Regions from separate parts of the Mus musculus genome. Here region 2 is linked to region 1. A link is a loop called in an ENCODE intact Hi-C map of the cell type or tissue named here. Cell type or tissue: heart. All regions are shown on one strand. Each heading gives the region's core, and the rest is flanking DNA. Links, peaks and the distances in the headings are about the cores only.

Evidence for each region. Hi-C counts contacts between places; a loop is a spot of excess contacts. Peaks named below come from ENCODE experiments on the same cell type or tissue, not always from the same donor. Only the 100,000 strongest peaks of a DNase experiment are listed, where the experiment ranks them.
Region 2: it touches region 1 in a loop (11-fold over the local background); 8 of 42 quality-filtered maps call a loop at or near these places.

The regions. Positions count from the first base shown.
Region 1 is chr14:34,265,853-34,281,844 of GRCm38, reverse strand. It overlaps Shld2 (shieldin complex subunit 2), which reads left to right. Exons shown (of 10, transcript NM_001360074.1): 3 at 12,893-14,344. The coding sequence starts at 12,898. Among named protein-coding and RNA genes, the nearest start is that of Shld2, 37 kb to the left of the region's middle. In heart, for the core only: a CTCF peak has its summit at 8,420 (motif pointing left); no DNase peak of the experiment used is centred there.
Region 2 is chr14:34,392,388-34,408,379 of GRCm38, reverse strand. Mmrn2 (multimerin 2) reads right to left here. Exons shown (of 7, transcript NM_153127.3): 2 at 12,087-12,215; 3 at 11,902-12,008; 4 at 11,741-11,821; 5 at 10,660-10,833; 6 at 8,757-10,550; 7 at 4,093-5,467. The coding sequence ends at 5,085. Among named protein-coding and RNA genes, the nearest start is that of Mmrn2, 25 kb to the right of the region's middle. In heart, for the core only: no CTCF peak of the experiment used is centred there; a DNase peak (open chromatin) is centred at 7,039.

The DNA of each region.
Region 1 (15,992 bases), core at 5,160-13,159:
TCGTGTCCCATGGCTGTTGGCCTGCAGTCTTGGTTCATACAAGCTGTTAGCCGAACTCAGGTCTTTACCACTTGAATCTGTTGGTAGGTCTACCTGGAAGACAGCGTTGGCTTCCCTCAGGTGAATGATCTAAGAATCAGAACTAGGAGGAACAGAAAGGCCTTTAAAATTTTAAGGCTTAAACTCTTAGGCTCAGTGTATCTCTGGAGCATGGGATAAGAGGCTGGCTACCACACTTGTCTAGCACTGATGCAGCTGCCAGGGATCTCATGCACTCCATCTACTGACCCTCTCCACACCTCCTCACTGATTTCTTCTTGTTTTTGTTTTTTTTTCGAGACAGGGTTTCTCTGTGTAGCCCTGGCGGTCCTGGAACTCACTCTGTAGACCAGGCTGGCCTCAATCTCAGAGATCCGCCTGCCTCTGCCTCCCGAGTGCTGGGACTAAAGGCCTAAGATTAAAGGCATGTGCCGCCACTACCCGGCCCCGGTCTGATTTGTAACAGATGATTACTTTTATTTTCCCATCCAAGCTTTTACTTTATTTGTCCTCTCAGAAATCCTCATGTCACAGCAGACCAGGTCACTGCAGAACTTGTCACAGCAGATCACTCCTTTTGCTGTATCCTGCCTACACTCACTGGCCTTGGCAGTCTCCTGGAACTCTGCTCTGCTTTTACCTTCCTTTCACTGTTTTTTGGAGGTCTTTTTCTTCTCATAAAGGCCATGTCGTCTTGCAGGGCAGTGTTTAGGCTCATTCTTCTTGACACAATCTAAAGAATCATAGCTCATGCCAATGCCAGTTGTCTCGCCCCCACCAAAGTAGGTTCTGAGTTCAGATACAGAGATGATATATCATGTGGTTTTGTACATTTTGACCAACTTCCCAATTTTTTTTGTCTTTGGTACAGTTGCCTTCCCAGGGTGAAGGACATGAGTGAACCACCTGTTTCCCTTGAAGCTGAAGGTTAGGAACTTGTTAGTCTGTTACTGTGTCATTCATGATGGTGGCAGCCCCAGGCTACCAAGGAGGAGATATTAAAATAAAGAAAAAGGTGATTCCTTCAGTGATGAAGTTTCTTTGTCTACATCCCAGAGGTTCTGTTAGGTTGTCTCATTTTCAGTTAATTCTAGCATTTAATTTTTTCTCTGATTTCTTTTCTTTTCTTTTTGTTTTTTTTTTTTTTTCTTTTTTTGGGGGTGTGTGTGTTGAGACAGGGTTTCTCTGTGTAGCCCTGGCTGTATTTGTTAGAGGTTGCTTTGTAGCCCACAGTGTGGTCAGTTCTTGCGATGGTTCCATGCACCACTGAGAAGAATATGTATTCCCTGTCAGCTGAGTGGAATGCTCTGTAGCTCTGTTAAATCTAGTTACCCGTGGTGTGATTCAGCTCTGCTATTGCTTTGCTGATTTTATCTTGGAAGATGGATCTAGCTGTGGCTAGAAGTCGTCTTTTCAGTGTTTTTGAAATCAGGGCCTCCAATATTTGATGTATAAGTATTTATAATAGTTATGCCCTCCTAATGATTGCTCCCATTAATTAATTAATTAACTGATTAATTAATTAATTTATTATTTTTATCTCTTTTGAGAGTTATGGATTGAAGTCTTTCATAGATCTGACATTTCCTATACCAACTTGTCTATGGCTTCTATTTTCTTGGTAGTGTGATTTCTAACTGTTGACTCTTGGTTTTAATGTCTCTCACAGTCAAGTGAGTTTCTTAGAGACAACAAATTTCTGGGTCTTGTTTTCTAATCCATTGCTTTAGTCTGCCTTTTAATTGGTGCCTTAAGGCTTTTTATATTGGAGGTTATAAATGAGAGGTTTGCTGTTACTTAAGATTCTATTTACTGTTCTGGTTGGCTAGTTTCTCGGCAGCTCTTTTCCTCTTCTCCTGGTAGCCAGATGTCCGCTCTGTCGGTCATGATTGACTCGTTGCCAGTTTCCTGTGATTTGTGTTCATCTGTTGTTTTCATGAAATACACTATTTCTTACATCACTATGTATGGTATTCCTTTAAGAAGTTTCTAGAGCCATGTGAGGTGGATAATCCTAGAACTGGAGAAGCAGAGGCAGGTGGATCTCTGAGAGTTTAAGACCAGCCTGGTCTACAGAGTGAATATCAATTCCAAGCCAGCCAGAGCTACATAGTTGAAAAAAATTTCTTTTGCAGTTCTGGTAAATTGTCATGAATTGACTTAACTTGTGCTTGTATTAGAATATCTGTATGTAAACCCTTTTTTAGTTATGGCCATCTTGGTTGACAATTACATTCCGTGCTTTTCTGGCTTTTAGAGTTGCTGCTGACAATATCTTCTGATATTGTCTCTGTATTAGTTGATATTGGCCTTTGTGACCTTAGCATTGTTTCTTTGTTTTGTATTTTTTAGTCAGGTCTGTTTGGGGTTCTAATTGTTTCCTATATTTGATTGTTTCTTCTCTAGGTGTGGAATATTCTCTGCTGTAATTATATTGATACACCATTTGATTTGTGTCTCAGCTCCTTCTATTCCATGAATTCCTAGGGCTAGTCTTCCTAATATGTAGGTTTCTTGGAAGTTTTGGTCTTACTTTTCCTATTCATATGTCTGTGTGTTATTGTCTTGTGGATTGTCTCCATTTCTGAGGTCCGGTTTTCTACTTGGTCTCATGTATTGATAATACCATCTGCTATGCTTTTCATCTGACCCGTTGATTCTTTCATCACTTCAGTTTCTGTTTGGTTCTTTGTCAGCATCTCAGTATCCTTGCTAAACTTTTTCCCCATGCTTTAAAATTTTCTTCTAAGTTAGTGATTCTTTTATTTACTTTAGCAACTTTCTAGTTTATGTCTTCAGTTGATTATATGTTCTTGTTCAGGTTTCAAATTACATTTTTATCTGTTTATTTGAGTCCAACTATTCTCATCTTTAGAATTTAGAAATTGTTAATCTGTGTTGGTGTCTTAGTAGACTGTTTTCTGTCTTTCTCTACCTCCCTCCTCCCCTTTTTAAAAGTTTCTTTGCTGTAGATAATGTATCTGCCAGAGTGCATGTGTTCTATAATTTGTAGTTTTCCCTCCTAATTTTGCTTATTTTATTTTATGTGTGCCTTGCTGGTGAGTTGTCTTCATTTGGATTTATGTTTAGGGAAAGTGGACTATAGTAACAACATTTTGCAGAAGTCCCAGTGTGGGCTGCAGGAGAAGCTACTGTGAGCCTTGCTTATGCTTGGAGGCAGAGTCTAGGATCCTGGATGGAGAAAATACAGTTTATAGTTTTTGGGGATCCCCCTGCTCCCTGCTCCAGACTATAATATTTAAGTGGTGAAATGAAGATGTAAGGACTGAGAGAGTAAGAACGAGAAGGAGACTTTATAGGTTACAAGAATGAAAGACACTAGAGAAATTAGTAGGTATTAAATTGTAGAAAAGAAGAATTAAACAACTTCTGCATGACAGAAGAATCAGTCAACAGAGTGAGGAGACATTCCTCAGAATGTCTTTACTAGTTAGTTATACTTCAGGCATGGACTTAATATCTAGAATATATAAAATTTACAAAATTTCAACCCCCAAACCTCAAAACTGCCAGTTCATGGGCCAATGAATTTATGGTCAGTTCTCAAAAGAATAACTACAAATGGCCACTGATACTTTACGAAGTGCTCACCATCCTTAGCCAGCAGGGAAATAAAAACTGTTTTGGAATTTATTTCACCCTAGTCAGTGGCTGCCATGAAGAAAACAAATGGCAGCACATGCTTGGGAGGGTTGGGGAAGAGAACCTGACGCACTGTTGGTGGGAGTTGTAGCCCTGTGGAGGCACTGTTAGAACTTCCACTCTGACCCAGGTATACACAGCACTCCTGGACAGACATACGGAGATGTAGCTCAGCTAATGGAGTGATTGCCTAGCATGCATGAAGCCCTGGGTTCAATGCTGGTATTACATAAGCCTGGCATGGCATTTGCCCGTAATCCGAGCACTCTGTAGGTGGAGAAAGGAGGACCAGAAGGTTAGGCATCCTTTGCTACATAGCCAAGTTTAGGGCCAGCCTGGGATGAGTGAATCACTGTTTCAGCAACAACAACAACAAAGTTTCATATTTCACCCGAGACAGGTGTACTTCCATGTCTAGTGCTGCCTTCTCTTCTCTTCTCTTCTCTTCTCTTCTCTTCTCTTCTCTTCTCTTCTCTTCTCTTCTTTTCTTTTTTCTTTTTTTCCAGTGCAAAGTTATGGCATCAGCCTCAATATCCCAAGGTTCTTTTGTATGTATGTTGCTGGGAGGCATGTATGTATGTATGTATGTATGTATGTATGTATGTATGTATGTAGGCTGAAGGCAATCCTAAGCAATCTACCCCTGTGCTGTAGTCTAGCTTAGGTTAGATTTCTGCAGGAGATGGAGAGGTGATGAAAATTTGTTATATACACACTGTAGAATTTTATTCAGCTGTAAACAAAAGTGAAAATATGAAATCTGTAGGGAAATGGGTAGCCCTGGAAAATCTGTTAAAGGAAGTGACCTAGCCACAGATAAATACCTCTATGTTCTCTCATATACATATCCTAGTTTCTAGTAGTTATATGTATGTATCTGTGTGCAGGTGTAGGGAGTGCCAGAAAACTAGGGAGGGACCTGTGGGAAGGAGAAAAAAGTTTTTTTGGTTTTTTTGTTTTGTTTTGTTTTTTGTTTGGTTTTTCGAGACAGGGTTTCTCTGCATAGCCCTGGCTGTCCTGGAGCTCACTTTGTAGACCAGGCTGGCCTGGAACTCAGAAATCCGCCTGCCTCTGCCTCCTGAGTGCTGGGATTAAAGGCGTGGGCCACCACACACGGCGAGAAAAAAGGTTTAAAGGAGAGGAATGGTCAGGGTAACAGAACACACAGGACGTGAGGGTAGAAGGAAGACCACCAGGGCAGATGAGCCTGTGGGAGATGGGAGGGGGTATGTGTGGGTCAGAGTAAAGCACAAATGTTATAAAGAAATGGTTACTCGCCGGGTGTGGTGGCGCACACCTTTAATCCCAGCACTCAGGAGGCAGAGGCAGGCAAATTTCTGAGTTTGAGGCCAGCCTGGTCTACAAAGTGAGTTCCAGGACAGCCAGGGCTACACAGAGAAACCCTGTCTCGAACCCTCCCCCCCCCCAAAAAAAAAAAGGAAGAAGAAAGAAAGAAAGAAAGACATTGCTCTGTGTGCTAATTAAAACATGAACACAAGTTATGAATGGCAATGTAAAATGGATTTGGTTTTCTGGTTCTTACTGTTGTGAATTTGTCCTTTTTTGTATTTGTTAAGTGCATAAAACTATACTTGATGATGGAAATATAAACTTCAGTGTGAAGCTCCACAGCTTCTATTCCAAGTGGTTCCTCTAAGCCTGTAGAAGTTCATTGACCTGGATCATCTTTGGGCCTGTATAATTTCTAAGTATGATTTTTTTATTTGTAGAGTTTTTTATAAATAATTAAAGTTGAAAATCAAAAAATAAGAATGAAGCATTATTTTGTGTGACAAATTAAAAACATATGTTTAGGGTAGCATTAAGAATGTCTCAGAATATAATGAATTGGCATAAGATCAAAGCAGTAAAAAGTTTTAATTTTATCATTGCTACTGTGTAAAAATATGATAGGAACAAAAAATGTGAAGGAAATACAACTTGTTGGGTATGTCAGCAAGTTGTGTGAGTGTGGTTTTCTAGATTTAAGACCATAGAAGGCTCTCACAACACTGTGAGGTAGGAAATATTCTCAATTAACAAAGAATTCTCACTTGACAGATAAAAAGCTTAACATTATTATGAATATAAGAAATATATAGAAGTATAATAATAAAATGAACCAACCCCATGTAGCTGTCACCTGGCTTTAGCACTTGCTAGTTTCAGAGTAGGAGTGGTTTGAACTTATATACCTCCTGTCTTATTCCAAAACGGATGCTTTCAGTTATGGTCCCCTTACTTTTTTTTTTAATATTTATTTATTTCATTTATATGAGTACACTGTAGCTGTCTTCAGACACATCAAAAGAGGGCATCACACTCCATTACGGATGGTTGTGAGCCACCATGTGGTTGCTGGGATTTGAACTCAGGACCTCGGGGAGAGCAGTCCAGCCCCCCTCTTACATTGTTGTCCATTGATGTCATTGAGTAATCCTATAATTGCTTGAAATTTAGGGGAGTAGACACGAAAACATTCATAATGGCGATGATACTTATAATTGTGAGGTTTTCTGGTTATTCCTGGGGTAGAGAAAGTAGTTTCTTTTAACCGCACGGATTTTGTAAGAAACATTTTTCTTTTTAGTTGTAGTGTGGGCAAAGACAAAACCTGCTGATACGGTTCATCCTGTTTCATAAATCTTTGACCCATTCATCAGACTCTGCCCACTCTAAAGATAAAGGCTGTGGTGTGTTAGTCTTTCTGACTGGTGGCCTTCTGCAGATTGAGAAACTGAGTAATGATTAACTGTGGTAATGGATATGCACTTGCTGGTTTCACCTGGTATCTTAGTGAGCTTTAACCCTCTGAGGACAACCAGAACAGAGCCTAGAGTCGTTAAAACTCATCATTTATCCATGACTATTTATATGTAAGTTCTCTATGATAGGTATCTTATTACCACCTACCAGTCTTCACCACTGTCTACCCCCACTCACATACTCATCATTTCCACAACTTATACTCAGTAGCAGCACCCTTTGGTACAATTCTAAAAATTGTATTATTTGGTGTGTGTGTGTGTTTGTTTATGTGTGTGTATGTGTTCGTGTGCGCGCACATGTGTGTGTGTATGTATGTGTGTGTAGAGATAAAATGTATTCTTTGGCATATGGAGGTCAAAGGACAGCTTTCAAAAGTAGGTTCTTTCCTTCCATTGTGAGGTCCAGAGATTGAATTCAGGCCTTCATCAGGCTTGCTCAGTATGTACCTGTATGTATCTAATTGCCCTGTTATAATTTATCAGTTTTACACAGTCAAGGCCATTTTCTAACTAATTCCTAAAGAGTGGAAGTCCCACACTTAAGCTGCTTGTTGAGATAAATAAATGAAGGCATAGTGAAATGGCTGTCATAGGTAAGTAACCATGTCTTTTACATTAGTTGGATTCATTTCTGGATCTGGGGGCTGCCTCTGAAGTGTCAAGAGTGATTGTGTCACTCAGTTGAGTACCAACATCTACCCGAGTAGAAAGGAGGGGGATCTTTGAACTTTTATCTTCGATTCTTCTGTGATACTATCAAGTGTAGTAATGCTACAAATATGAATAGGTCTTAAGTTGAAGAAGGGTTACAAACTTGTAAGGCACAATTGAATATATAACGGTATGTGGGAATGAAATGAATAGGCTTGGATTCAGTTCTCTATAGTTGTGTGAAGTAACAAGACAGCCCAAGAAACAGCAGAATGGAAAAATAAAATCAGATCAGTGGAGGAGCTCATTGGGAAAGAGCAGTGTCCTGAAACTAAGGAACAGAGTGTCTCAGTGAGAGTACTATGAGTACCCATTTGGCAATTTGGACTTTGTTATTGTCTTAATAGAGATAGAAGTGAGTGTCAGATTTCAAGATACTGAGAAAATGCTAAGTGAGGACACAGAGCAGGGGAGTGTTTTACATTCTTTCTGTATATCTTGGAGATATGCGCGTGCATCTTACAGCCAGCATGGCCCTTAGGTAAGCCAACTAGGACTTTCTGGGTCCTGTATTGGGGAGTGGGGATGAATCTGGGCTCTACTTCCCTAAACATTATTCAGCAGTGTTCATCATATTTCTAAGAGCGTAGGAAAGATGCAGGTGCCAGGCAGGTCCTTGCTCATTGTGCTGCTTACACTTACACACCTCCTTTCTGCTGACACCTGCTTTGAATTCTGCAGCATTTCTCATCTCTCTTTGATGATCATCACTTTATCTTTCCCACTATACTGTAAACGCCTTCATTTCCCTTATTATTGTTGATTTTTCCATTGCTAGCATAATGCCTGACAAGTCATTTTGATTATTAAATAAATTAATACATATCTATTTTTTAAAACCCAAAATAATTTTATTTTGGTGATCTCACAGAATTAAAAATGTAGACTGTTTGAGGAAAGGGTTGATAAACAGTTACAAATGGCAATAAGGTGAGGACTGAAAATTGACGTTTGATGGATGTGTCTGTTGGAAGGTTCTCCATATTGAAGGCATTGTGGCAAAATTGTTGAAATAGGAGACAAATTTAAGTGGGCTGAAGGAAGGGGACAAAGAAGCAATGTAGAACTTTGTTTTTTCCTTTAACAGATTCTAGGCTAACGGGAAGAAACCATTAGAGAAGGATACCGCAAGGTCCAGGAGAGGAGAGTGGGTTACTTTTATGCCTTGATTTGCTATGTAAGTGTTCTCTTGCTCTCTTGATAGCATTTTGAAGGTTTTTGCAGTGCTATTTGGAGCCTCCTTGTGGTGAATCTAATAATGACATATAAATTTAAAAAAACTTAATTATTTTCATGAGGGTTAAATGAAGGTAGGCTTTGTGGTTGTGATAAGAATGCTTAGTTCTCTGGTTTCCAATGATTTATAATATGATACCTAAAATTGCTATAACTTTGTTTCTATAGTACTTTATTGCTATACATTTTAGCTATTTGAAAGTTGTAGTATATTTATTTTAAGCCCTAATACTTTTCTTAAACACATTTTAAAAAATTCATTTATATTTTTATTTGTATGTGTGTGAGTGTACGTGTATGTGTATGCACCAGAAGGTATGGGATTCCTAGGAGGATCCTATGGAGTTAGCACATGGTGAACCCGCTGATACCGGTGCAGGGAACCAAGCTTGGTTCCCCTAGAAGAGCACTATGCACTGTTAACCACTGAGCCGTCTCTCCAGGCCCTTAGCTGATAAATTTTAGTAGCTGCTATCACTGTACTCACCTTTCATAGTAAATATCAGCAATAGAATAATTGCTCTATATTCTGTTTGAAGACTGTGAAAAAAATGCCTGAATGACTGAGTAAAAAAGAACTGGCTTTATGAAAATAATACATATTAATCAGATATCATAAAAATTGAACATAGAAGTATTTAAAGCAATCCTATATAATCTAGGCCTTTTATGATCCCTTTGAGACAGAGTCTAGCTTTGTATTCCCAAGCTGGCCTCAAACTTATGAGCCTTGCTGCTTTTGATCTAAAATATTGGATTATAAATGTACGCTAGTATACCTAGGCAATCCTGATCCTTGATGCTTTGCTTTTCTGTATTTTAAATTTTAAATGCTTTTGAAGATTTTAACAAATATGCCTGTAATCATATCCAGCTCTTAAAAATGAAACTTCACCAATATAGTCGTTGCCTTATGAGTATCCTTACCACAGTCCCATTACTGCTTGCCAAGGTCAGCTTCAACCTTTGTTGTTTTACTTTGTGTGTTTATGTGTATGTGTATGAATGCACACATGTGCCTGAGTGTGTGTGTGTGTGTGTGTGTGTGTGTGTAAGTCAGAAGCCACTCTTCACATGCTGTTCTTAGGTAGCCATCCACCTTATTTTTTTTTTTTTTTTGGTTTTTCGAGACAGGGTTTCTCCGTGTAGCCCTGGCTGTCCTGGCACTCACTTTGTAGACCAGGATGGCCTCGAACTCAGAAATCCGCCTGCCTCTGCCTCCCAAGTGCTGGGATTAAAGGTGTGAGCCACCACGCCCGGCTTCCACCTTATTTTTTAAAAAGACATTTCTTGCATGCATGTGTGGATGGGGAGGGGGTGTCTTCGTGGCACCTGTGTGGAGGCCAGAGGACGACTTTGCAGTCATTTCTTTTCTTTCACCTCCACATGCTGTGTTAGTAACTTGTCTGTTGCTGTAGATAAAACACCTTGACCAAGGCAGCTTATAAAAGGAAGAGTTTATTTGGTCTTATGGTCTGGGAGAGGTGTGGCCTCAGGAATTGGAGGATCACATCTTAAACTACAAGTGCTAAGCAGCTCCTGAATGGCTATAAACTCTCAAAGCACTTCTTCCAGCAAGGTTTCATTGCCCCAAATAGCACCATGGACTGGGGACAGGAGCTCAAAACTGTAGCCTTTGGGGGACATTTCTCATTTACACTACCACACATTGGTTCAAGGATCAAGCTCAAGATGCCAGCTGCTGAGGCATCTCTCTAGCCCATGGGTGCCAGGGACTCAGCTCAGGCCCTCATACTCTGCCTCCTAGGTGCTGGGATTAAAGGTTTATGGATTCTTATTGTTAAATTTTCCACTAAGATTTATGTGTTTAGAAGATGCATCTATATTAACATGGATTTCTTCTTTGTATGTTTTTGTTGCAAATCCATTTTCTTCATGGACTGTTTTTGTATTTCTAGTGTATGCTTGGAAAGTCTGCTGTTGTCACTCCTGAAATTCTCTGCTTTAGTAGTGTTATGACAGTTACTCTTCAAAGTAGATGTGTTACATGAATGCTGGGACTCCAGGGGATGTACCAGAAATGGTGGAGGCTAGGCTAGCCTAGACAGTGACTTCCGGAACAACTTGGGCTGCAGGCTAAGACTCTGTCTTAAGATCAGTCAGTCCATCAGTCCATAAGACACCCAGACTCAGGATTTTCTCCTCCTCCTCCTCCTTTTTTTTTTTTTTAAGGTTTATTTTATTTATTATATGTAAGTACACTGTAGCTGTTTTTAGACAAGGGAATCAGGTCTTGTTACAGATGGTTGTGAGCCACCATGTGGTTGCTGGGATTTGAACTCAGGACCTCTGGAAGAGTAGTCAGTGCTCTTAACCACTGAGCCATCTCTCCAGCCCGACTCATGATTTTCTTATTCCTCCCTGCCTCATTCATTTATTCATTAATTCATCCATCCATCCATTCATTCATTTTCTCCCCCTCCCATTCCCTTTCCCTTTCCTTCCCTCCCTCCCACCTTCCTCCCTTCCCCCCCAACCCCCCTCTTTTTCCTGTGGTACTTGAGATCAAACTCAAAGAGTTGTTCATGGTAGGCAAGTGTTCCTCCACTAATTTATATCTCTAGTTCTTTGCTATTTCCAACACGCACAGGTAAGTTAATGGAATTGTCATGTGTGTCATTTATCTTGTTCAACCATTGTTAGCACACAGCCTGACTGAGATCTGATACCAGAGTGAAGAAGAGACAGTCTTGCATGGAAGTATCAGATTTCACTTGGCTGGAGTCAGCCCCTTTTTCTTTTAAGCAAGAGGACATGAGTTCAGATCCGTGGCCACTCATATAAAAGCTGCACATGGCCTGTGGGTAACCCTAGTGCTGTGAGAGCAGAGACGGACTGCTCCTGGGAGCTTACTGACCAGCCAGCTTACTTACCTAAGCAGAAAACTTGAGATTCAGTGAGAGACACTGTCTCAAAAAAATAAGGGAAGAGCAGTAGAGGATACTCAGTGTCTTTCTCTGGCTTGTTAATGTGATTTTACGCATGCGCGCGCGCGCGCACACACACACACACACACACACACACACACACACACACACACACACACACACACACACAGGAGTGTGTGAAAGTTCAGCCACTACAGGAAGCTAGGAGAGAATCTAGATCTCATGGAGTTGTATTGGTAAATGTCAAGGAAATCAGTAATACGGTCATTTATTGTATGTGAGGACTGGGAGAAGATACTGAAGATTTAGAGGGAAGAGATATAAAAGTTATTTCAAAAGGAATTATGTATGTGGGATCAGGATTGCCAGGAATTAATGGTAATGAATTTAAAACAAGACCACTTTTCAGCCTCCAGCCAGAGCCCAGTTTGTAGTCAGAGTAAGTAATGTTTCAATCTGTTTGATTCTTTACCAGTCAATAGGATCGATTTACTTACACCAGGTGCCATAGTTAATGGAGAAACAGTTTAAATGATGAGTTTATTTTTATGTGTTTATATATTCCATGAACAACTCTTTGAGTTTGATCTTGAGTGCCATAGGAAAAAGAAAAAAAGAAAGAAGAGAGGGAGGGAGGGGGAGAGGAAGAAATGAATGAACGAACGAATGAGGCAGGGAGGAATAAGAAAAAGGAAAAATTGTTTGTATTATAGAAAGATAGAGCTGGGCATAGTAGTATATCCTTGTAAACCCAGCCTTTGGGAGGTGGAGAGAAGGGCAGGATTCTAGGACATCTTGGATGTGTAGTAAGCTCAGGGCCAGCCTTGACTCATAAGATACCCCCCAATAAAGAAAAAAATGAAAACTATAGAAACAGTGATTTTCAATTATTACACTGAAGTGCTTGTACATTTTACAGAGAGCCTCACTTAACAAACAAACAAACAAACAAACAAACAAATCCCATGTTCTTTCCTTTTAGTTTGAGCCTTGTATGTTGGTTTTGAAATTGAGTTCAGAGGAGGAGAGAATCTATGGCTATTTAAAGGTAATATAATACAGTAATAAATCATGCCTATTCTTTAAAACTAAATTATTCTTTACATGGGGCAGGACTTACAGCATGGGAAATGAACATTGATCTAAAGATGTGCTGGTTTCATGCTTACTTTGTTTCTCTGAGTATTTTAAAATTAAAATTAAGTTTTAAATGTATTATCTTTATTATGTGAGTGTGTGCTATATGTGGTAGTGTGGGCCGTGGTGTGCCGTGGCGTGTGTAGAGGTCAGAGGGTGACTTTGAGAATCACTCCTCTCCTTCTACCCTGGTTTCAGAACTGAACTCAGGTTGTCTGTCAAGCGCCATTTCCCACTGAGTCACCTCGCTGTCCCTTTTCTCAGCCTTTAACTGAAGACTTTCTTGTGACTAATTTGATTTTCTTATAGTTTCTTATTTATTAATTTTATAGTTGAATAACCAACCTGCATGTTTGTGATCAGTAGTTTGTTTTTTAGCAGATATGAGAATATACTAATATATTAATTTTGAAATTTTATTTTTATCAGAAATTATGAGTCAAGGATCACAAGTTCACATTTTTTTGGGTGCTCCAGTTGCTCCACTGAAAACGACAGTATCACAGGGAACAGCTTCCTTAATGTCCACTGCCAACGCCTGGGAAAAAGTCCGACTCTTCTATAAACAGCATTCCTTGTATCTGAAGGCTGGAGATCAGGAGTTTAAAAATCTGGAAGACTGTCAAGTCCCCAAAGGTCTTGGCCCTCCAGGCCTTCTTAGTGGTGACGTTTTGACGACTTCTGTGAGGAGGTCTGCTCAGGTGGATGAGGACTTTAAACATTCTGCTTCCGAAGCACAGAGTGTGAAATCCCAGGTTAACCTGAGTGATATGACTAGTGGACAAATGTGTGGGCTTGGGGACGGAGTTCAGCATTTACCCGAAGAAGAAAAAGATCAAAAGCTTCAATGTAAAAATAAGAAAATTACAGATGAGCAGTCTAAAAATCAGTCAGATCCCTGCGTTCGGAACTTCCAAAGAGATTTGTTTGCGTTAGACCTTAAGTGTGCAGCGAAACTGGATCTGGGCTGTTGTACTGAACAGATGAGTACAGGGACAAAGCCAGAGCCGACAGGACATCGTGAAAGACAGAGTCAGGAGAGCTTCTCTGACACACGGTGTGAGCCACAGTCCGAGGGAGCAGTCAGGAAGGCCTCAGACCAGAGACTGTCTGCTGAAGCTGAATTTCTCAGCGTACTGACCTCCAGCCAACGGGCTTTTCTAGCTCAAGGGAATGATAAAGGTCAGGACTGTATAAATAAGAGCACTGTAAATATGGAGGCAGAACCAACAGGAAGTCAGGGAGTCAGACGAACTGAAGGGGATTTTAGTAAGCCTGGTGGAGATTTCGAAGAAGAATCTGAAAATGAGCAAAGCCAAGTGTATTCCCTGGAACTTTTTAGTCCTGTTTGTCCTGAATCAGAAAGCAGTCACAGTCACATAAACCCTGGAAAAAATCTTGAAAACACAAGCTCTCAAGAACTTTTCAGTAATGAAGAAAACCTGCCACCAAATGAGTTGTGTAGCTCCCATCCAAGTACCGCTAACAGGAGCTGGAGCTGTAAAGATGATTCCCACCATTCTAAAGCTCTTTCTGAAGTCCATCAGGTGTCCAAGAAGCCAAGGATGGATTCTAATATAAGAGAGGCAGCCAAAGCAGTGCCCCAGAGGGTCATGTCTGAATTAAAGGACAGTAAAAAAATATCATTAATAAAAAATTGTGATTCTAAAAATCAGAAGTATAACTGCTTAGTCATGGTGCTAACCCCATGTCATGTAAAGGAAATAACTATAAAATCTGGACCAAATTCTGGTTCTAAAGTGCCATTAGCAACGATTGTAGTTATTGATCAGTCAGAAATTAAGAAGAGGGTTGTTCTGTGGAGGACTGCAGCATTTGGGGCACTTACAGTGTTTCTTGGCGATATAATTTTACTTACAGGTAAGACCATTGAGGTATAGTGATAGCCTGTTTTATAAAGCTGTGTCTTCTGGTTATGATTTCCTTTGCCACTTATCTTCCCTGGGTGTGACTGACCTGCTGTAGCATGTGTGTTGTGCTTCCTCGGGCTTTAGGACCCCTCTTTGTTCTGTGATGCCTTCTCATCCATTTTCTCCTCTAAGAAGCCTGCCTTGGTTGGTTGTAATCATCCATCGTGTGTCAGTTGAAGTTCTATCACTGGGCTCCTTTATGCTGCCTTACAGCTGTGTTTGTGTCTGATTAACTCTCTTACTTTACTAGCAGTGTTATTAGGAAAGGGCAACATTTCTGCTACTTCACTCCAGTACATTAAACTATTCCTGAAGGAACGGACTCAAGATGCTGATGTTTAGTTTGTTGCTATTTTACTCAGCTGAGGACGGCCTTGCAGTCTTGTTTTTTTTTTTTTTTTTTCTTTCTCTCTTTCAGTTTTTTCTTTTTTTTTTTGGTTTTTTGAGACAGGGTTTCTCTGTGTAGCCCTGGCTGTCCTGGAACTCACTCTGTAGACCAGGCTGGCCTCGAACTCAGAAATATGCCTGCCTCTGCCTCCCAAGTGCTGGGATTAAAGGCATGCGCCATTACGCCCAGCGGTATGTGTTTTAAGACAGGATCCTAGTATGTGGGGGAAATCAGTTCTGCTTCAGCCTCCCTTTGCTGTGATTTATATACATGTCCCACCACACTGGACTAAAATCTTTAATATTTTTTTACTTGTTCTTAGTTAATTTAGAATCAATACAGTAGCATGGCTCAGGCCTGTAATCCCAGCACTTAAGAGGCAGGGCCAAGAGGTTCTGGAGTTGAAGGCTAGCATCAGCTATAAAGAAGTTTGAGGCTAGCTTAGCTACACGAGACCCTGTCTCATGCAAACAAAATATAATATAAAACCAATACAGTGTTAGTAAAGCTAGAAGAAGTTAGTTAATCTTACTAACTTAGCTAAGAAAGGATGTGATGGAGCTAGGCTTTGTTAGCCTCAGCTGAGAAAATGAAAATTGCGGTTCATACAATATCAAGTTGTTTGCAGGGAGCTGATTCCTTTAATTAATGTGTCTTGGAGCGTTCTCTTTGGATTGTTAGGAACAATCTTTATGGAACGTAAATGCAAGATTATAACAAACAGACTTAACAAAGCACTTTTTATATGTTGTTCTATTATTGTTGGAGAGTTAGTTTATCTAACTCATACTCTGACTTAGTACTTTCAGAATTCCTCTTTGCTTGTAATATGGCTTCCCAACTATAGATCTATTTATAAGATGAGAACATACTGTAAGTACTGTTTCTTTGGCAAATACTACCTCACTGTAAATAAAAATAAAAGTTCTGGTTTTCTTGTCATATTAACCCATTTAATGTGAACTTATTCCCCAGAGCTAAGACTATTTTTGGAGTATCAAAGAAGTTTCCCAACAGTAAAGAGGTGAATCGACCCGTACTGTAGTCACTTTTAGTTAAGGACATTCTACCTCAAGATCATTCACCATGATTGAAACAAAACAAATAACCCTCCCCAAACAACAAAAACCCCAAACCAACCAACCGACCAGACAAACATAAACAAGAAAAGAAAAGAAAATGTCTAGTTTGTTTGTGATCTTCTTGGAGG
Region 2 (15,992 bases), core at 2,783-10,782, 130 kb before region 1:
ATTAACTTATCATTTTATATAACTGCTGCGTGAGGTGTGACTGGGAGGTCACAACAACACGTCCAAACATGCACTGTGCTGTTTAGAGTAAGTTAAAGAACTTATACTCTCTGAAGACTTTCAGGAAAATTGGCATTGATACCATAACAACAGTCACCAATACCATGACCTGCAGGCTTCATTCAAATGTTTCCAGTTCCAGTAAAGACATCATGCGTGTGTTTTTCTGGTGTGTGGCGTGCTCTGGATACTGTAATGTATTCACTTCTTGGGTCTCAAGATAAAACATGTTTTAAGTTACCTTTTTTAGGGAGGTGGATCTGTTCTTCAAGCTGAATTTGGATTTGGCAGTCCCTGTTTCTGCCTCTTGAATATTGGCACATGTATACGTGACATCATTGCATCCCAGTGAGATGCTATGGCCTCTGCATCATTAATGTTAGAACCAGCCACTTGTTTACTATGTGTCTTAAGGTTTCCTGCAGCTATAATAAAAAGCATTGAAACCAAAAGTAACCTCGGAAAAGGGTTTATATGACTTATCCTTTCACATCACAGTCCATACTGAAGGAAGTCAAAGCAGGAACCTGGAGGCAGGAAATGAAACAGAAGCTATGCAGGAGTACGGCTAACTGGCTTGCTCCCCATAGCTTATTCAGCCTGCTTTTTAAATACCACCTAGGACCACATTCCCAGGGTTGACATTGCCCTGGGTGAGCTGGGCCCACATCAATCATTACTCAAGAGTATGTACCACAGACTGTCTCTTAGGCATATTCTCAATTGAGAATCCCTCCTCACAAATGACAAGCTGTATCAAGCTAACATAAAGCTCACCAGGACACCATGATCATTTCTTTGTGTAAAGTTGCCATTCTGTTTCTATGAGTGCATTGTTGGGGATGCTTTGGGCCACACAGGGCTTGTATACCAGTGGTTGCTACGTGGTTTTCTAATGCCATCATTCATCTTCAGTTTCCATTGACAGTGTGTGAGCAAGTGCTTTCCTTACACAGCTTATGGACTTCTGGGTTCCATTAGGTCATGCTGTGTTGATGCTCACATTGACCCATGCTTGTCTACAAGGATCTTGCGCAGACTCATGAAGCCTCTTGACACATGCTCCTCATATTTTGAACATTTATTTGAAACACTGGGAGGTATGAGCCCCGCAGCATGGGATCATCCATTTTTTCAAGGTTGGATGGGGTTTAGAATTAAGCTCTGAGTGGCAATGTCTTAGGCTTTCCACTGCTGTGAAATGACCAAGCCAACTCTTAAAAAGGACATTTAATTGGGGCTGGCTTACAGCTTCTGAGTTCAGTCCATTATCATCACGGTGGGAAGCATAGCAGCATCCAGGCAGGCATGGCACTGGAGGAGCTGAGAGTTCTACATCTTGTTCTGAACATAAACAGAAGACTCACATCCTCAGGTAGCTAAGAGGAAGCTCTCTCAAAGTTCACACCCACGTTGACACACTTCCTCCAACAAGGCCACACCTGATAGTGCCGCTCCCTGGGCCAGGCATACAGGCAATAAGCCTGGCTTAAGTTTCCACTTTCCTGAGGCTGGCAATGTAGCTCAGTAGTAGTAGAGCACTTGCCTACCGGATAGGAGGCAACACAAATTTTTAGTTAGTAAATGAATAAATAAATAAATAACTTCCTCTATTATTTCTAGAGATGTTTATATTCCCAACAATTCAGTCTGTTAACTTTGGGGTCTTGTTCATGACTCCTTTTTTTCCATAATTATACAAGGAGTATAGTTGCTCATCTCTGCATTAATCTGTCCTTCATCGTCTCCCTGTGATAGAACAATACCAATTGGAAAACAAAAGCAATCCTCTTGTGTGCTCCAACGGAGCCTTCCCTACACCTTTCTTTTAGCCTCCTTCCAGAGAGTTCTGTCACTGTCTGGAGTTTTCCTGATAAAGGATGGGAAATTCAGGCTAAGCAAGACAGCATGGACTCAAAGGACAAATGACAGAAAAACTTGTCCCCGGTGGCTGGCCACTTCACCCAAACTCACTTAGCATGCCTTTGGGAAGACCTTGCAAAGTGGGTGGGAGGGGGGGAACAGTGTGCTTTAATGCTTTTGACTTAAGATGAGCCTTAACATATTTAAGGGGCCCTTTAAGAATGCCTCTATCACCACCCCTACCCTTGGAACTCTGGGCCTGGTGCATGCTGTCAAAGGCTCTCCCACAGTGCCATGTAACAATCACATCTTAGACTGTGCATCCACAAGTAAGACAGTGAGTATCTGGCTATGATGATATGGTGATTTTGGCTCATGTGAGGTCACCCTGTAACCTGTGGTTCAGCTTGTTGCCTCCAGAAGGTCTGCAGCTGACCTGTATTGGCCTTAGGACTGGCTATATAGTTCTTGTTCTGCCCCTGAACTCCCAAGTGATTTGGGGCGGTTTAAGCTTGGTCTACAGCAATCCTAATAGGGGTTGTAATTTCATATTGCCAACTCATTCTGTAAAATAGATCTTTTCTTTCAGTCTTTTTGGAGAATTGAGAAGCCATCCTGATATGGTGCTCTTACGTAGTTTTTCAGGAGCCACAAGTCTTTTAAGCTGCCTGGGTCAGTCCCATGTCTACCTGGAGAACACTGGGACATCTTCACTTGCCATCGTGTATCTTAATACAGATGAGACTCCATCAAAAGAGTTTTGGAATTCTTAGTAATCTGGGCCTGGGGAGATGGCTCTGTTAATTGCCTGCCATGCTAGCCTGAGGACCTAAAATTGGCTCCCCAGTACCTATGTAAAAAGCTGGGTGCAGTGTATGACTGTAATCCCAGCACTGGGGATGGGGACATAGAAGTAAGTCTCAGGAGCCCATTGGCCAGGCAGTCTAGTGACACCAGTGAACTCCAGATCCAGTGAGAGACCCTGCTTCAGAAAATAAGATGGCAAGTGACTGAGCAAGATGCCCAGTGCCAACTTCTAGCTTCCATGCACCCACACACATGCACATACCCAAAGAAACACACACAGCACAGCCACCTATGCACACACACATACAATGTTTACTGAACTGTCTGTAAAAAAACATGTGGCTTGAACTCGATGTTGAGGCTTTGTAAAATGTAGTCAGGCGTGCTTTATCACATCAAAAGCATCCCTGCTAAAAACCATTTCACCTCACTCCAGATACATCCAGAGTGCACCATACAGTGGTGGTGGAACACCTGACCCACTAGTGCTTCTTGCCTAACCCTTCCTGTGAGGGTTGGCGACATACCTTTTCGTGATGGAACTGATTTACACTGTATTCTATGCCAGAAATTCTGAATGGAAGTCTTTAACAACGATGAGACTACATTACCCTAGCATTGCCAACTTACTCCTCAGAAGGGACTGGCCAGTGACAGCAACATGGAGAACAAGAAGACAGCCAGGTCTGCCAGCAACAGGGGTGGCCTACCACACACAGGTCACCCCGGGCTTTGGTATGCCCAACCACACATACCCTGGTCCAGAAATAGTCTCGACAACAAGAGCTCTACTGAAATGAACAAGATTCAGAGAGATGGTCAATATCAGAGTGCTGGATGAGAGCCGTTAACCATTTCACTACAGATGGAGTGGAGCTTGGCAGAATTGTGGCTGAACTCATGGTCACCCATCAGTGACAGAGCCTTCTGACTTACTGCTCATCTAACACCAATACCTCCACACACTGAACAGAGCTTTATAAGTAAATTCTGAAGGTTAATTACTTGAATTAAGGACCCTAGGAAGCAATGAGAATTGCTAGCAACCCATTACCCAGTCAAATCAGCCAACCAACACTGAGCACTACCAAAGCCTGCTTTATTACCTGATGGCAGTGTGGCTGCTTTCCTGAGCCGATTTTAGGATCTAGAGACTGGTAAACACGTGTATATGTTGCAGAAAGAAATGCCATTCTGTGCTGTCCTGTCCAGGGACTGCCACTGCCTGGAAAGGCCCCTAGATAATCTATGTATAATGAAGTGAATATTCGTCGTTGAAGGCAAGTACACCAGGAGTGAGGAGTCACTTTTCCCTACGTGTTCTACCAAATGTTTCCCCTTCCAACAGTAAACAGGCAGAGCTTTGGAGAGTATCACTTTATTCCAAAGTCGGTCACTACCAGTAGGGTTTAATTTCCCTCCTTCCCTTCCTTAGAGATGCTGGGGTTGGCACAGTCTTGATAGATGAATAAGAAGGGTGAAGGCCATGCACAACATTGTCCCTATTTGATATGTTGGCCTTTACAGAGTGAAGCAGGGCGTGATATTAAAATTAAATAAACAAAGACAAAGTGTGGCTGGGAGTTAATGTAACTTCTTTTGCTGTTTTGAGACAGGGTCTCCCATATCCCAGGCTAGCCTTGAACTTGTTATGAAGCTGAGGATAGCTCTGAACTTCATGCTTACTCCATATGCTGAGACCATAGGTGTGCACAGTGCTGGAGACTGGACCCAGGGCTAATTCAACCATGTGTTGGCTCCCTTCTGAAACTAGAAAGACTGTTTTTGATTAGCTTTTCTGTAGTAATTGGAGACCTGTTTCCAGTTTCATGGGGGGGGGGGGGGTAAAAAAAAAATCTTCATTTTCTTCTTCTTCTTCTTTTTTTTTTTTTTTTTTTTTTTTTTGAGACATTGGAAAGAGAATCTGGGACCTTTCTGCATGGCAAACCCATCACTGTAGACATTCCTTCTGAGAAACAGTGACTTTCTAACACAGAAAAGTGGAAACCGAAAAAGGCGTAAGTGTACAAGTTTCCAACCACAAGGGAGAGAAAAAGAAAAGCTGTAGAACTGAGGAAGTGTCTCAGAGACAAGCCGAGCCGTGCCATTGGGGAAGGCATGGAAATCCCAGCTCCCACTCCAGGCCCCGGCCCAGTCCAGAGAGCAGTATTCTGGCCTCCCCAACCTGTGTGTCCAGAAGAAGGTACGTGCTGCTGGCCGCAGGGTCTTTGCAGAAGGTGTCCAGGGAAGAGCTAGGCCACTAGATGTTCTCCAGCCTTTGCTGGCCAGAGCCTCAGTCTAAGAGCAGCAGGCGGATCTACCATGTCTGATACAAGCTGAGCCGAGCCCAGGGTTCAGGTCTTGAACATCAGGAAGCCCCCAAATGCAGTGCCTGGTTGGCTCCCTTTGGTTGCTGACCCTTGGATTAACTCAAACCACGCTCTCTCACCCTTTTGTAGCTCTACCATAGCAAAAGTGGTGGCTGTGCTCCCGCCCCTCTGTTCCGTACTGTAGACTGGAACCCGGTGATGACCTTCAAATACCAGCTGCCCCATTCCTGGGCCTGGGCCAAATGTAATGCTCACAGCAAACAAGTAGACGCCACGTTTGGGAGCTCGGAAGTAGCCATGTTCAGGAAAGTAGCTGCTGCCCACATTGATGGATGTGGTGTTGAACTTCACCATCTGCAGAGCAGTGGCCCCTTCTGAAGAACCGGCATAGAAGGCCACAGGGGAGCCTGAGGTAGAGGAGACAGTCAGTTATCCATTCACTGCCAAACTCTCCCTTCTTCACCTTAATTGCATGAGAAGCCGGAGACCATTTCTAGATACCATCACATCCCAGAGGTGTGTCTTAGACAGTCAGTGTCATTTCAGAGATAGGGGAAGGGAAATACAGATCTGCTGGCTGGCTGGCAAATGCATTTTCTCCTTTGATCCTCAACAAAGCCCTTTTTTTCTTTGATCCTTTCAACTCTAGAGAGATAAGTGTCTTTGACTACCTGAGCCGTGGGAGGGCGGTGCTAGAAACCTGAGTATCCAACTCCTAGATGTCTGCTACCTGCCAGGGATAGTTCCTTCCACATCAGTGCTAGGGATGGAACACAGGACTTCACACATGCTAGACGTGTGCTCCGCCACTAAGTCGTCCCAGCACCTACCTGCTAGGTATCTTGAGACATCGTGTGGGAAAGAGAATAGTGCCTATCCTCAAAATAATGTTAGTACTGGGAACAGGAATGGTGGTTTTGACCAAAAGTGGGCACAAGACCATAAAGAAAAAGGACTGAGAAACTTCTTGAAGCCAGCACAGTAGCTCACGCTTGTAATTCTAACTCAGGAGACAGAGGCAGTAAAATCTTGATTTTGAAGTCAATCTGAGCTATACTGTAAGGCTTTTTCTGGGCAAGGGGGAGGCCCCCTCTGGCTAGTCATCTAAATTGTTTTTGTTTTTGTTTTCAAGACAGGATTTCTCTGTATAGCCCTGGCTGTCCTGGAACTCACTCTGTAGACCAGGCTGGCCTCGAACTCAGGAATCTGCCTGCCTTTGCCTCCCAAGTGCTGGAATTAAAGGTGTGTACCACCACTGCCCGGCTATTTCTCTGTATAGCCCTGGCTGTCCTGGAACTCTGTAGACCAGGCTGGCCTCGAACTCAGGAATCTGCCTGCCTCTGCCTCCCAAGTGCTGGAATTAAAGGTGTGTACCACCACTGCCGGACTAAAATTTTTCTAATTATTATTTTATGTGGATGGACAGTTTGCCTGCATGTATGTCTGCGTACCACATGCATGAGTGGTGCCCACAGATGCCAGAAAGGGTCACCAGATCCCCTGGAATAGAATTCATAGATGGTTGTGATCTGCCATGTGAATGCTAAGAACAGATCCCAGGTCCTCTGCTCTTAACTGCTAACCCATCTCTCCAGCTCTGGTTAGTCATGTTAATATAATTTCCAGAGTGTTGCACAGAGCCCTGGCATTTCATATGGGTGAACTGAAGCTTAGAAAGGGAACGTTTGCTGATCCCGACCACACAAGCAAACCTTAGCATTCTTGATTTGCAGTGCTTGCACATGCCTTTAATTCCAGCACTTGGGAGGCAGAGGCAGGTGGATTTCTGAGTTCGAGGCCAGCCTGATCTACAGAGTGAGTTTCAGGACAGCCAGGGCTATACAGAGAAACTCTGTCTCGAAAAACCAAAACAAACAGAAAAACAAAAAACAAAAACTGAGGTCTGGTGCTTCAGTCCCCGAAGCACCCAGCAGATGGGGCTCTTGCCTTGCTGAAAGGTGGCTACTCTACAGCACCCTCTGTTGGCGATTCTTGTTCTTTCAGCCTGCCTGCATCTGAGAGTCCACATGCCCTAGAGGAAGGAAGACTATGGGCTTTAGAAGATGGAAAAACTGTGCAAACTAGGGGTGACTTTCTCTGCAGGGCTCAAAGTCGAGCTCTGTGGCCTTCTTACAAGAAAAGTGTTTTTAAAGGGGAAAATATTTTCGGCAGTAAAGAATTATTGCAGGCCTGGAGAGATGGCTCAGCCGTTAGGAACACTGACCTCTTCCAGAGGTCCTGAGTTCAAATCCCAGCAACCACATGATGCCCCATAACCACCTGTAATGGGATCTGATGCCCTCTTCTGGGGTGTCTGAAGAGAGTGACTGTGTACCCACATACATAAATAAATCTTGAAGAAGGAGAAGATGAAGAAGAAGAAGAAGAAGAAGAAGAAGAAGAAGAAGAAGAAGAAGAAGAAGAAGAAGAAGAAGAAGAAGAAGAAGAAGAAAAGGAAGAAAAGGAAGAAAAGGAAGAAAAAGAAGAAGGAAGAAGAAGAAGAAGAAGAAGAAGAAGAAGAAGAAGGAAGGAAGGAAGAAAAAGAAGAAGAAGAAGGAAGGAAGAAAAAGAAGAAGAAAGAAGAAGAAGAAGAAGAAGAAGAAGAAGAAGAAGGAGAAGAAAGAAGAAGAAGAAGAAAGAAAGAAAGAAAAAGAAATATTGCGGGCTGGCGAGATGGCTCAGTGGTTAAGAGCGCCGACTGCTCTTCCGAAGGTCCCGAGTTCAAATCCCAGCAACCACATGGTGGCTCACAACCATCTGTAACGAAATCTGATGCCCTCTTCTGGAGTATCTGAGGACAGCTACAGTGTACTTACATATGATGAATAAATAAATCTTTAAAAAAAAAAAAAAAGAAATATTGCAGGAGTAAACAGACCCTGACCTAACCCTAACCTTATAGGCAAATGGTAAAAGCCATGATGGAGTTTGTACCACTCACAAGAGGAAAAGAGATGCAGGGGTTACTGTAAGGACATGTAGCTCTCTGGAAATGCTAGGGGAGTTGGGAGAGTTGCTTGGGTTCCTGCATGCTAAGCTTGTACCGGGAGGAGGGGTGGGAATGAAGCTGTCAGGTTTTGTAACCACTCATGTGTAGGTGGAGCCTTTGGGGATCCGCCTGCTGGGGGCTTGCTGTAGCTGAGAGGCAGCCTCTCTCTGCTGCTCACTGGTTGGGTTAGGTCATTTCTAGAGACTAAGGTAAGATATGATGATAATGGTTGCATGATTGAGTAGCTAAGGCTGAGCCCAGGAAAGATCCAGAAGGGTATTGACACCGCCAACTGTATTTACCAAGAGGGCTCTTTCCTTCTGAGCAGAAGGCCGTTCCCTGTATTTACCTCTTGTGGGGTGCTGCCGTGACAGATGACCCCCTGCTCCAACCCCCTGTCCCCAGCATGCAGGGCGAGCTGACGAAAGACTGGGATTTGGGTGAGTGTGAAGAGTTGAGACTCTGCTCCACAGCTAGGGCCTCGGCCAACTCATGGGCTCTGGAACTACAACTGATTCTTGGGATCTATACTTCCCTATATTCCAGGAAGCAGAGGAGACCCATAGCCCTGAAGGTAGTAGTGGTGGCCAATGATCCTGCTTTCTTGTACCCTGTGCCCACTCCCCAGTAGGAGAAAGGAGCACCTGAGTTGGCAGAGAGCCCTGTCCTAGATTCGTAGAGTCAGTCTCCAGGGCCCAGGCACTCACCTGTCTCCCAGAGCTCCAGACCTTTGGCGTGTGCATCTGTAGACATCACCACTTGCTTCTTATCCCTCTTCCGGGATTCTCCTGGGCCTCTCGGTTGCTTCTTATCTTTCTTACTCAACATGGCCTGCAGCTTCCCCAAGTCTAGGCTGATGTTGCTTGCCACCAGACCTTGGAAGTTCTGGAAGAGGTTGTGGAAGAGCTGCCGGTGCTGTCTCAGGCCGTGCTGGGTGTCCAAGAGCATGCTGTGTAGGTCTTCAAGGGAGCTATTGAGGGAGGCAGCCCAGGAGGCCTCACAGCACTGCCCAATCTGCTTGACATCAGAACTCAGGCGCCGAATCTCCTGCTCCAGCTCCGCCAAAGTCATGGCTTCCTCCTCTCTCCCAGAGTCGTGGCTGGGCTCAAGTCCCTCTGCCAACTGTGGGTGCTGCTCCACAAAGCCACCTGCGGCCTTCTCCAATGCCTCCACCCGGGTGGCCAAGTCCTCCCAACCAATCGCCTGTTCCTGTAGCCCACTGGCCGCGTCCTGCAGGGCTAGGCGGATCTGCTCATAATCCAGTGGCAGAGGGCGAGGGGCCTCCTCTGACATCTCGTCTATCATCTCCTCCCCGAAGAGTGCAGCTAGCACGGCCTGATGTCGCAGGGCATCCTCCAGCAGGGCTGTGAAGGAGCCGTGCAGTAGGCGTATCTCTTTGCGGGTTCCATTCGCCGCTGTCTTCAGCGCTTCCACAGCATGATCCAGAGCCCGCAGTTGGCTCCGTATCCGTGCCCTTTCAGCCCGGGCCCGTTCACCCTCTCCTCTATAGGCATCCATTGCTGAAGACATGGCATCTACAGTGCTTTGCAGGGCCTGCAAAGAAGAACCGTCTAGCTGGTGCTGTTCGTCCAGGCTCACTTGGGTCTCTTCTAGGGTGTGCATGACATCCCTGTGGCCCTCCGGAGCGACATCCACGTCAGAGTTGACCCTTTGGCAGTTGCAGTCCTTGACATACTTAATGAGGTCTGCATGACCCGCATGCAGATGCTGCAGGGTAAGGTTGAGTTCCAACAGTTGCCGCTCTATCTCCTCTTTGTTCTCCTCCATGATCAGGGACTTTTCCATTAGGATCACCCGCAGCTCTCGAAGCCCGGTGTGGTTCACCAGCAGCTCCTCCACCTGCCTCTCTACCTTGCTGATCTGGTCGAAGGTCTCATCCGATTCAGAATAGAGCTCTTTGATCTCTTCGGCGTGCTGCTTCAGGACGCTGTCCATGTTCTTGAGGGTGCTCTGCAACTCCTCCTCCCTCTGGCTAGTGACCATGTGCAGAGCAGAGAGGTTTCTCTGCAGCTGCCCTAGCCTGGCCTGCAGGCTCTCTGGCTCTGGCCTTGCTGCCGCTGCTGCAGATGCCATCACCAGGCTGCCATTGGCCCCTGGAAGTTCCTGAGCCTTGACAAGCTGCTTTAACTTGGTGCTCACCTCAGCCTGGACATCAGAGAGGGCATGATGCACCGATCGGCGCTGGGCATGCAGCTGGTCCTCCACATCCTGCCACAGTTGGCCCAGTCTCTGGCTATTCTGCTGGACCTTGGCCTCAAACTTGGCACCAAGCTCTTGGAAGTCAGCCCTAGCCACTGTGCCCTCCTGGATCATCTTGATGGCCTGGTGATTGGCCTCCACATCAAGAGACAAGTTTCTGATGGCCTGGGAGAGGCTGTGCAAGCTGTCGTTGAAGTTCTTCCAGATGGGACTGAAGTGTGCTTTCAGGAATGCATCAATATGGGGCTGCAGCAGGTGCTCTGATGTCCTGCCAGGAAACTCTGCAACAGATACCATGTTTCAGAAAAGCCTGCTGCAGCAGACATTCCTCCCCAGGCTGGGAGAGTTAGGGCCTCTGAAGTCTGGGCCTTATTGGGGGCCCCTACTCACCGAATTCTGTTAGATTGGCTTCTGTCATCTCATCTGTGAGGTTGCTGGGTGGGGCTTCCCAAGAGCCTGGAAAGCCATCTTCTACTGACTGGGCATCATTCTGGAGATTTTGAAGCAGGTTTTCCTGTTGTTCTTGTGGCACCTTAATCTCATTAAACTCTGGGACAGGGTGACCTAAAAACACACTGGATGTAAGTGTTAAAGGCCAACTCACAAGGTCAGGAAAAGACTTGGGACTTGGAACAAGGAAGTACGTTGGCCCCTCCTAAGCTGGAATGTAGAAGCCCTTAGCCTTCTTCTTCTTTTTTTAAGATTTATTTATTATTTATTATTTATTTATTACTATACATAAGTACACTGTAGCTAGCATCAGAGGCACCAGAAGAGTGCGTCAGATCTCATTATGGTGGTTGTGAGCCACCATGTAGTTGCTAGGATTTGAACTCATGACATTCAGAAGAGCAATCAGTGCTCTTACTCACTGAGCCATCTCACCAGACCGCCCTTAGCCTTCTAAGACAGGAAAATACAGATCTCTGAGCTATCACCTTTTCTCCCATACTCCTAGCAGACATGACTAATCAATCACCTTGTTTCTTTCCTTAGCCACAATTTCATTCCTGACAGCTCTAACCAATAGATCACATAATGAAATCTATTCCCTAACCTATCCTTGAAATCAATTCATAAAGGGGGACTCTTTTGTGTTTACTGAGACAAGGGGCAAAATGACTTCCAAGGCCCCAGTGGATGTTTTATTTTAGTCGGTTGCGGGGGTGGGGGGAATACAAGAGAATGGAAAAGCTTCTTCCAGACCCAGGAACTTGTAAAGGTCAAGGAGCAAGAAAGTCACCTGGCAAAGTGGCAAAGTCAGCTCTCCAAGAAAAATGGGATCAGTAAAAGGGACAGGAATGAGCCCGGGCAGTAGTAGGCTGAGGGCCCTGAGAATCTAGCCACAGAGTGCAAGGCCACAAGGAAGTCCATACTGATTGTAAGGGCAACGTTTTCCAGAGATGGTACAGCCCATCAGAGAAGGAAGAACTAAACACATGAACTCTGTCCTTCTAGGAAGGCAACATACCAAGTTCAAAGCCATCCATCGAGTCCCAAGTCTCCTGGAGTTTACCACTTGGCTCTGTGGGCTCAGGGTTTGCTGTGGGATCTGCAGAAGGAAGCATGGGGTGTTAAGCCCAGAAGTGGGAGGAACAGCATAGTTTCCGGGGAAGCTTTGGGGAGCCTTACTGTGGTCCTGGCAGTCTGGTCCCTGGAACCCTGGGCAGCACCGCCAGTCCACAGAGATCAGCACCTTCTGCTGGACCTGGTACACTGGCTTCTGGGCCACTCGATACCTGAGGAAGAAGGCAGTGTGGCTCAGTGCCTCTGGTGAGCCCACTGGGCCTGGAAAATGGCCTGACCACCCTACTCACATGACTCTGACTCCCTGGCAGTCAGGGGCTCCCTGTGGACATGGCTGCTGTGAATGGACCAGGAATTTCTCTGTTTTGCAAGCAGCTACAAAGGTGACTAGCCTGGACTTCTGGTAAGGACACCAGTTCCTGGAAAAGAAGCCAGAGGGAGAAGATTGCTGAGCCTTGCCTGGTCCTTCCCAGGTGTCTAGGGATACCCTACCTCGTCTCCTGCTCTACCCAGCTCTGAGATTCTTGAAACCATTAAATACCAAGGAAGGCAGCTCTTGTCTTAATTCCTAAGCTCTACAAAGCCACTCAAAAGAGCCCTGACCCATTCATTGTCTTCCCAAAGCCACGCCAGGGCCAGTGGAGGAATACCAAGGACTCCCACATCATAACTCAGCTCCATGCGAGCAGGCGGGTTCTCACTAGTCCCTTGACACCAGGGGGCATAACGGTGCAGCTGGGGCTTGGGGAGCCTTAGGTCTGAATCTGCATTGTGGCTGTGGGGCTTTGAGTGGTCACCTAAAGGAGTTCTTATTTCTCCATCTATAGTTGGTAGTGGTGATGCCCATGTCTAAGTGGGTGGAGTCCTGAGTACACTGGCAGCATGTTGTGCCCTATCCTGGCAGCTGCCCATTTCTATGCCCATCTTTTCTCACCAGAATATGCCTATGGCTGCTACTCCCTGGCCCCGCATCCTGAGCAGTTGGCTTTCCAGTAGTTTTGTTTTGTTTTTTATTTTGTTTTGTTTTGTTTTTCGAGACAGGGTTTCTCTGTAGCCCTGGCTGTCCTGGAACTCACTTTGTAGACCAGGCTGGCCTTGAACTCAGAAATCCGCCTGCCTCTGCTTCCCAAGTGCTGGGATTAAAGGTGTGCTCCACCACGCCTGGCCTTTCCAGCAGTTTTAAGGGAAAGAAGGTGGCTGGGTGGAACAGCCTCTTCTCTGGGAAAGGCCTCCACTTAGCGATCCTGCAGAGCACACTCCGTGTGCCCAACACCTCCAAGGCAGCCTCTCCACTTTTACCCCCCAGTATGCACTTGCCAGTATGTCTAGGATGGGAAACATGCTCACTGGGCTGGGGGCTGGCTATCTGGGTTCAATGCAAGAGTCAAAGCATCCTTCCCTCATCATTAGCTCTCAAAACAAGACTCTCCAGAGATGTAAGTGGTGATTTAGCACCTCTTGGGTACCATTCACCGGGCTCAAGCTCAGCACTTGCTGTGCACTATGGTGATGCAAACTTTTCCTTAAGGGTCCCAAGGAGAACAGGCAATCTCAGGAGAAGGGATGTGGCTAAGACCTATAAAAGGGCTGATTACCAGGCGTGGTGGCGCATGCCTTTAATCCCAGCACTTGGGAGGCAGAGGCAGGCGGATCTCTGAGTTCGAGGCCAGCCTGGTCTACAGAGTGAGTTCCAGGACAGCCAAGGCTACACAGAGAAACCCTGTCTCGAAAAAACAAAAAACAAAAAACAAAAACAAAAACAAAAACAAAAACAAAGGGGGGGTGGCTGATTATGTGTATAAAGAGCAAGTCAGACAGGGAGCTGGGAGTTTGGACAGGGTCACAGTCTCTTCCAAGTTCAAAGCCATCCAGCGAGTCCCAAGTCTCCTGGAGTTTACCACTTGGCTCTGTGGGCTCAGGGTTTGCTGTGGGATCTGCAGAAGGAAGCATGGGGTGTTAAGCCCAGAAGTGGGAGGAACAGCATAGTTTCTGGGGCCAGGGTTAAGAGTCTGAAGAGACTGCAGATGGAGCCAAGGGAACTGGAATCCATGCTAGAGAGACAATGGGTACCAGAAGAAGAACCGGGCTATTTCTTGAGGTCATGGGGAAAGCAGAGAGAGGTTTCAAGCACGGAAGAAATATCACAGAGGCATTCTGGTCTCAGGGTCGAGAAGCAATGGGAGTCAATAAGATGTGGATGGTCTAGGGTAGAAGACAAATTCGGGCATCTTGGACCAGGTGAGGGGGAACATGGAGGAAGTGGCCATGTCTGTAGGCATCAGAGAGCAAGGTTCAGGGGCTTTGCTGATTGGGTGGCTTGTTGGAATTGGAATTTCACTTCTGAAGCTGCTCTTTGCCCTAGGGCCATTAGGCACCATTAAAGATACTTCTGGGAGGGGTGGAAGGACAGACTTAATGGTCATTGTGTGACCACATCCATTGAGACACACCCCTTCCTGCCCACACTCACTCCAGCCCACCCTACCCCATCAGGCTTTTAGAAGCCTGACAAGACAGTCTTTACCTTCCGGAAGCAGGCTAGAAATGCTTAGCAGGAAAACTACCTGGTCCCAGCAAAGGAGACCTGAAGATGCTGACATCATGGGAGCCTCTGGGTGAACCACCCAACAGAGTCTCCTACATCAAAACAGCTCAGAAGGGTACATCCAGACCTCTGAGGCTAACCCCTGAGAGAAATATGTTACAAACCAAAGAAACCAGACCAAGATGCAGCTTGGAGTTAGAGCATGAGATTAACATGTAGGGGGCCCTAGTTAAATCCTCAGGCCTGAAAAGAACAAAACAGATCAACGAAGGTCGGAACTGACAAGCCGGAGTGGACCACAGCTATCCATGAAGAATGAATACCAGCTCCAAATCGACACTAGTGTTTCCAGGGATGTAAGAGACGTTGCTATGCAGAGGACACAGACAGGAGTACGTAGGGGGCGGAGGAAGTATAAGGGTTAGCAGGGTATTCAGAGGACAAAGAGAACACTTGAAAACGAAAGGCCTATGTTAGAAATGGGGGAAAAAAGAAAAAAAACCCAAAACAAAACAGGCTGGGGACATAGTGTAGCTGGCAGAGTGCTTGCCTAGCAGACAGGAAGGACTGGAGACAGTCCCAGCACAGAGCAAAAACAGCTTGGTGGCTCATGTCTATCATCCCAGCAATTTAGGAGGTGGAGGCAGGAGGATAAGGGGGCCAACATCAACATCACCTATACAATGAGTTTTTGGCTAGCCAGGGCTATATGAGATCCTGTTTCCAAAATTAAACAAACAAATAAACACACACACACACACACACACACACACACACACACACACACACTATGAGATCCTGTTTCCAAAACAAAATAAATAAGCCAAAAAGCTGGCTCAGCAGTTAACGGCACTTCCTTCTCTGGAAGAGGACCCTGATTCCATTCCTAGCACCTACATGGCAGCTCACAAACACCTCTAACTCCAGCTCTTCTGACCCCCATGAGCACCCAGCATCCATTTGGTGCACAGATGTACATGCAGACAAAACACTCGTACGTATAAATAAATAAATAAATACATACATACATACATACATAAATACATAAATACATAAATACATAAATACATAAATACCAAAAGCAAACAAACAGCAAGAAGACAGGAAAAGCAAGAGGATTTGGAAAATGAGAAGAAAGAGCATCAGTCCCAGCCCCAACATCCAAATGACAGAGATGGCAGAACAAAGGGGAAAGTCTGATGTGCATGTATGTGTGTGAGTTGCATGCTTGTGTGCCTGTGAGTGTGCATGCATGCGGTGTGTATACACGTGCACATGTGGATGTGAGTGGCATGTGCATGTGTGTTGTATTCATGTGTGCTTATGTGCCTGTGTGTACATGTGCATGTGTACATGTGTATGTGCATGTGTGTGTGTGTGTGTGTGTGCGTTCATGTGTATGTAATGACAAGGATGACAGAGCAAACGAAGTCGAATGAGATTTTGTGTGCCTGTGTGTTGTTTGTGTGTATTCCAGAAATGAAAAGACTTAAGTTTTCAGATTCAAAAGGCCCAGCAAATACCTGCAGTAAGATAAAAATAAACTCATGTCAAAGCTCAACATTGTGAAAATGTAAAAATGTTATAAGGAAAACCACTACACATATACTAAGAGAGAGAGACAAGAGAGTCCTTGAGTCTTAACATCCCT